Linked DNA regions of Homo sapiens: region 2 is linked to region 1. Evidence: chromatin contacts called from ENCODE Hi-C or POLR2A ChIA-PET data. All regions are on one chromosome and are shown on one strand. Each heading gives the region's core, a stretch centred on a gene start or an enhancer-like site at or near the end of the contact. The rest is flanking DNA. Distances are from core to core; before and after follow the strand shown. Region 1 overlaps BACH2 (BACH transcriptional regulator 2). Region 2 overlaps BACH2 (BACH transcriptional regulator 2).

Region 1 (2,886 bases), core at 242-2,741:
CTAGTTAATGGGTGCAGCACACCAGCATGACACATGTGTACATATGTAACCTGCACATTATGCACATGTACCCTAAAACTTAAAGCATAATAATAATAAAAAAAAAAAGAAAAACTGTGTGAACAGTATAAATAGCATTGAAATTAGTTTCCTACATTTCCCATATAGTGAGCACCTTTGCCAAAACTCAAGAAGTGTCTTATCCACCCTTTTGGCAACTGGCACATTACAGAGGAGCATAGGATCATTACGAGGGCAGGGGTCAACTCTGCATTGATTTCACCATTTCTTTCTTTGTGGTGGAGCCATGTGGCAGTAAAGGAATAGGTCATGTGACATTCTTGTCATCTTCTTCAGTTACCTATAAATACACATTTCCTTGCTTTTTTACTTTCTTTTAAAGATTCTTGGAAGAAAAGGACATAAAACAGATGTATTGTCAGTACTACATTTGCTGAACCTATTACCATGTCAGCTTAGCAGGATACAAAAGTGTCGGTCAGACCTCCTTTTTAATACTGGTACTGTGACACGGGGCAAACAAAGACCCTTGCCTGCCTGCCTTTGATCAGTTGATCGGTTCAGTTAGTTGGTTTACATGATGCCTTGCTCCAAAAGTAACTTGAGACAACACTCTCTAAACATACTGTGTTGTCACCTTGCATACACAGTAGTAGTATGTTAGGACACAGTTTGACTCATGACATATTTGGTAACATACAAGCTTTTAACAAGTATTTACCATGTGAGAGACCCCAGGTTAGATTAGATGCAAGGTTACAAAGACAGACAAAACCATTCCTGATCTGAAGGAGCTTGCTGTCTTATGGTAGAAACAGGCACAATTAGGTATAATAAAAGGGAGATGGCACTGATTGCCCATATAGAATTTATAATGTGGGTCTAGCAGTCATGGCTTTTTGTTTTGTTTTTTTAACCAAATATCTCTGGACTCATCATCTGACAGAAAAATTTAATGTGGAATCTTACTTGAGTACTTTAAAAAGATTAACAATTAAAATCCCGTTCAGTTACATGTCTAAGAAATTTCCGTTACTGGAAAGAATGCAATGATATGAAATCAGTGCTGCCCTGGAGAATCCAGCACGTCTCCTCATCTGGCTATGAGAGCTGAGAGGACAATGTCATTCATTCTCTCTAAGAGGACTGGAGAGCACTCCCAAAGGAGTGAATGTCCAGGTTGAATCTTGAACATCAATTACAGGTCCTTGCAAGAATTTTGGCTCTGTATGCTGCGGTGAGTTTAATACACACAGAAGTCAGCTACAAAGTTTACCAGTTCACCTTGCTGTGCACTCACTCCCCCCGCTAAAATTTTGTATCACTGCTACCATAGCCTCTAGCAAGGACCCCATGATTGCTGCTTTCATTTGATTTGTACAGGATTTGTAGACATGCGTCACCTTCCTGTGTGGTCAGCAGTGCTTGCAAGAACCTAGAGGATGTGTGGTTTTATGTGCAGGGTAAGGAAGCTTACCCTGATGAACACCAGCAAGTTTAATCCATTTCCATCTGAAAAAACAATTGGCCTTAGGCAACATATTCTTAATTGTCTAAGTCATTGTGTGTGAGCAGGCATGCGTGTGGGCACACACGTGTTTGTGTGCATATGCAAGCTGTGCATAAATAGCACACTTTCAATCTTTGTAAAATATAACAGATAAGCAGCAAATGACAGTAGGCTTAGCCCCTGAAGATTTACCAGGAAAAAAAGACAGCTGCATGGCAAAGCTGCTGCTAATAATTAGGGAAGGAATAGCCCATACCCTGTGCCACTCAGCAGCTTCAACCATTTAAATGAGAGCCGGTTTGTTTAACTCTGCAACCCCCATTCATTATGGGCCAGGGGTTGATTTCATCTTGAGCACACCACTTTTGATTGTTGTCATCTCTGGTGAGATAATGAGATCATCATCATCATAAGATCAGGTAGACATGATGACCGAAAGTCTCAAGTAGAAACTGTGATGGATGAGCAAAACAGGAGTTGTTTTAATGTCTCTTTTAACATTGTAAGTGAGGAAAACCTATTTTTACAACTCCCTGGAGTTAGTTTTTTGCAGGGTCACATTGCCATTTTTGTGGTTGACAAGAAAACGTTAAGGCTCTCTTGGGCTCCAGCAAGCTGCAAGAAGTGTCACAACACTCCCCCCTCGTGTAGAATGGCTCTCAACAGGACTGATTGGGAGGGAAATTAATAGGCTCCCCATTGTCACCGTGCATTTTTGCCAGGATATTTCATTAGTGTAAACACTGAACCCGTTGTCATCTTGTTTAGCCACTTGACCCTGGTGATTTTCAATTCTGCCTGTGCTGTGATGGAGTACAACAGTGGCATGCACGAGACAGGCACTAATTATTGGAAGCAGAATCATTGCTGACCCAGTACTACAAGATTAACTGCCCCTTTGCAGTCTTTATTCTGGGACATTAGCACTGTCTGGTTATCTTGCTTCAGTTGAGGGATTCGGGACAATAGCAGTGCTGATGGTAATGTTGGCGATTTCCCTGTTTGTTTTGCAGGTCACAGCCAGGGGCTTTGGGCCGCTGTTACAGTTTGCCTACACTGCCAAGCTGTTACTCAGCAGAGAAAACATCCGCGAGGTCATCCGCTGTGCTGAGTTCCTGCGCATGCACAACCTGGAGGACTCCTGCTTCAGCTTCCTGCAGACCCAGCTCCTGAACAGTGAGGATGGCCTGTTTGTGTGCCGGAAGGATGCTGCGTGCCAGCGCCCACACGAGGACTGCGAGAACTCTGCAGGAGAGGAGGAGGATGAAGAGGAGGAGACGATGGATTCAGAGACGGCCAAGATGGCTTGCCCCAGGGACCAGATGCTTCCAGAGCCCATCAGCTTTGAGGCCGCC
Region 2 (2,886 bases), core at 97-2,596, 46 kb before region 1:
TGGCTCTTTAACCATGTCAGAAGGTGTTAAGATTTTGAGAAAATTAGTTCACATTTAATGACCTCAATTTCAATATGAGTGTACAAGGAGTAACAATGCTAGTTACCAGTTTGACTTGCAGGGCCGCTGTTCAGATAAATGAAATGTGATGTGTTAAACTTCTTGGAAGGATGGTGCTATAGAAACAGTAGGTGTTATTATTCCCCTAAAAGGAAAGAACAGTCTTCTCTGATGAAATGGCTGTTACCTCAGAATCCTCATTAAAAGCTGTGGTGCAATTTTCCAAGTTGCGTTAGTAAGACTTGGCAGCAGATGAAAAAAAAGCAAATAAATAAGAAGTCAAAATATTTCAGGTAACTACTTGCTGGCAAATGAGAAGTTTTCAAGTCCTAGAATCATACTGATAATTTTGAAATGCCTAAAGGCAGAACTTATTTATAGTAACGCAGAGGTGACTGCTAGCCCTGAAATGTGGTCCTCAGTCTCGGATGGAGTTGCGGTAAGGCAGCGCCACAGAAAGGGGAGCTAATACTATTGTGACTCCAGCCCTGGAGGCTGTGGTGCTGATACAGAGGGAGGGAAATCTAGTGTGAAAATAGCCACAGCAATAGCTAATTTTAAAACTGAGACACATAAGCTGTTTCCAAACCTCTTACATTTTTTAAATCCTGAGGCCAGTAAGCCTATTTAAAGAAACTTATGCAGAAATGTGTTCCTCTTTTGGCATAGTAGTAGGAGTTGAGTAGACAAAAACCTAAGACATATCTAAAAATCATTTTAAGTGACCTGATTTCAAAGCCGTTTTTAAGATTTCTTTTCACTATGTCTATTTATCCCTATCTGATGTAGGATGACCACAATAATCAACATTTTGAAATAGATTTATGACAAGGCCTCTGAAAGTAAACTTGTTTGCATCAATTTTTTTAAAATAGTTACCGGCGTATCTATTCATTTTTAAACTCCTCTGTATATGAACAAAATATCCTTCATGTTTCTTTCTTTCTCCCATTATGGAGTCTCTTAGCTATTTCAATTAAAATTAATAATAGCTTTAAAGACAAAGTTCAGAGCTATAAAGTTCCTCACTTGATCAGTCATCATAACTATTATTTTGTCGTAGTTAATCATAGAACCCGGGCCTTTACCAAGGTACTTAATTAAACTTTTTAATTTATGATAAGAATTTAAATAGCACTTGTGAGAGTTTTTCAAAATTATTTCTACTTCCCATCCAGATTACACCCTACACCCTTGGAAAAAAAAAAAAAAAGGTGTGACAAAGAGACATCATGGCTGTCAGCCAAGGGTATTGTAGGTCACGCCAGCACGAACTGGCAGCAAGCCATTGTCCAATTAGCATGGCTTCATCCTTGCAGAGTAATCACTCTTTGAGTAGATGGTTGAGTCACTCACGATGCAGTGGTGCTTCACTTGAGCCAGTCCTTCTTAGAATAGGTTTCCTGTTCGCTGTTAATACCTGTCCTCATTTGCCAATACAAGTGCAGGATCATTTAGGCTGAAAGCTGAATAGAAGGCAAACATTGATTATGTATCTCATTTCTCTTGCTTCCTGAAAACTGAGATTGCAGTTAAACAGTGAAAGCACGGTGTGTTTTTTAAGTGAGTTACAAGAAAACACAGTTTCCACACCAAAATACTCAGAGTTAGAATCCAAGAGTCAGTTTTTGTTCTGTCTTTTCTTTGGCAGCTTTAACATTTGGCACAAATCTGAGGATATCAATAAAGTTACCTAATAATCTTAATGGATTCGCATTCCATTCAAAAATTTGGAATGTCACCCAATGTCTTCAGGTTTCAACTCCATTGTTGGGGTGTTCATGACATTTCTGGTGGGTGTGCAGTTATAAAAGCAGACAGCTTTTGAAAGAGGCCCTTCTTATGGTGAGAACACCTGGAATCTTGGTTGGATAAGCTGTAAGCCAGGAAATTGATTCAGGAATTTTTTAATAAAATGGATCATACCCAGGCATTGGAGTGATGCATGGTGGTCAGTTAAAAAAAAAAAGGGAAAAAAGAAAGAAGGCTGTTCTTAAAAGCACAAAGAAAATAGAATAAAATTGTGGGCACTAATCAGTTAATACTTTTATTTTCTTGTTTGTTTGGGTTCTGAACCAAATTGCAGGCTAGAAAAGAATTGGCTTGTTTTGCTTTGAGGAGTGGAGAAGCAATTAAATAATAACACTTTTGGTTTCCTAGGATCTCGGAAGTGTTCTTTTTTGCCATTAATTTGGTACACATAGTAAAATTCATCACTTTGCCATAGACTCCTAAAATATGTTGACAGTCTCTGTAACTGACATTGGCATCACCTCCAAGCCAGCTAGTAATGCGGTGAGCTTTGCTGAGATGGACTTTCGTGTGCAGCCTGGCGAAGGCTGTTTGTGAAAAAGTTAATGCATTCCACACCCTGGGTGGGATGGAGCCAGGCCTCCAACGTGAGCACATTTTTGACTGACTGGCAGCAAAGAGAAATACTGGCAGCTGTTCCCAAGCAAGGCCAAAAGTTGGCCAAGGGAGGAAAAAAAAAAATGCTGGGATTTAGCCAATGAAAGATTCCTGGGCTTAGAAGAAAACCAAAGGAAGGATACAGAAGGTCACAATTACAGGCCTCCAGCTTGTTGAAGAAATACCTATTTCATTTTATCTTCTGTTTTATAAAGGACAGCTATTAAATGTCATTGTTACTCATTTTTTCCTGATTATTTTTAAGCCATCATTTTCTATTGATTTCTTTAATTTTTGTATTCTTTATATGCAAAACCAAATGACAGCTTATTCTTCCCAAAAGTGTTACATAGATGACATCATTCCTGGAGGTGGCATTAACAACCAGAACTGGGTAGGGCAGGGCAGTCTATGAGC

What was found. A loop is a pair of places that touch in the nucleus more often than their neighbours do. ChIA-PET counts read pairs that join two places held with the same protein, here RNA polymerase II (POLR2A). Pooled maps may share reads with other maps.
Region 2: a pooled map shows a loop between it and region 1 (5-fold over the local background). The contact joins two enhancer-like sites. A Hi-C loop is called at or near these places in 1 of 168 maps with a recorded cell type or tissue (CD4-positive, alpha-beta T cell) and 9 of 50 pooled maps. POLR2A ChIA-PET finds 5 or more read pairs at or near these places in 4 of 52 experiments (OCI-LY7, activated B cell, activated CD4-positive, alpha-beta T cell and 1 more).

Annotation. Positions count from the first base shown.
Region 1 is chr6:89,951,521-89,954,406 of GRCh38, reverse strand. BACH2 (BACH transcriptional regulator 2) reads left to right here. Exons shown (of 9, transcript NM_021813.4): 7 at 2,545-2,886. Among named protein-coding and RNA genes, the nearest start is that of GJA10, 58 kb to the right of the region's middle. Within about 2 kb of position 1,491, at least 6 of the 41 ENCODE cell types and tissues checked have a DNase peak (open chromatin) inside an H3K27ac peak, as active enhancers do.
Region 2 is chr6:89,997,836-90,000,721 of GRCh38, reverse strand. All of the region lies in intron 6 of BACH2 (BACH transcriptional regulator 2), which reads left to right. Among named protein-coding and RNA genes, the nearest start is that of GJA10, 100 kb to the right of the region's middle. Within about 2 kb of position 1,346, at least 3 of the 41 ENCODE cell types and tissues checked have a DNase peak (open chromatin) inside an H3K27ac peak, as active enhancers do.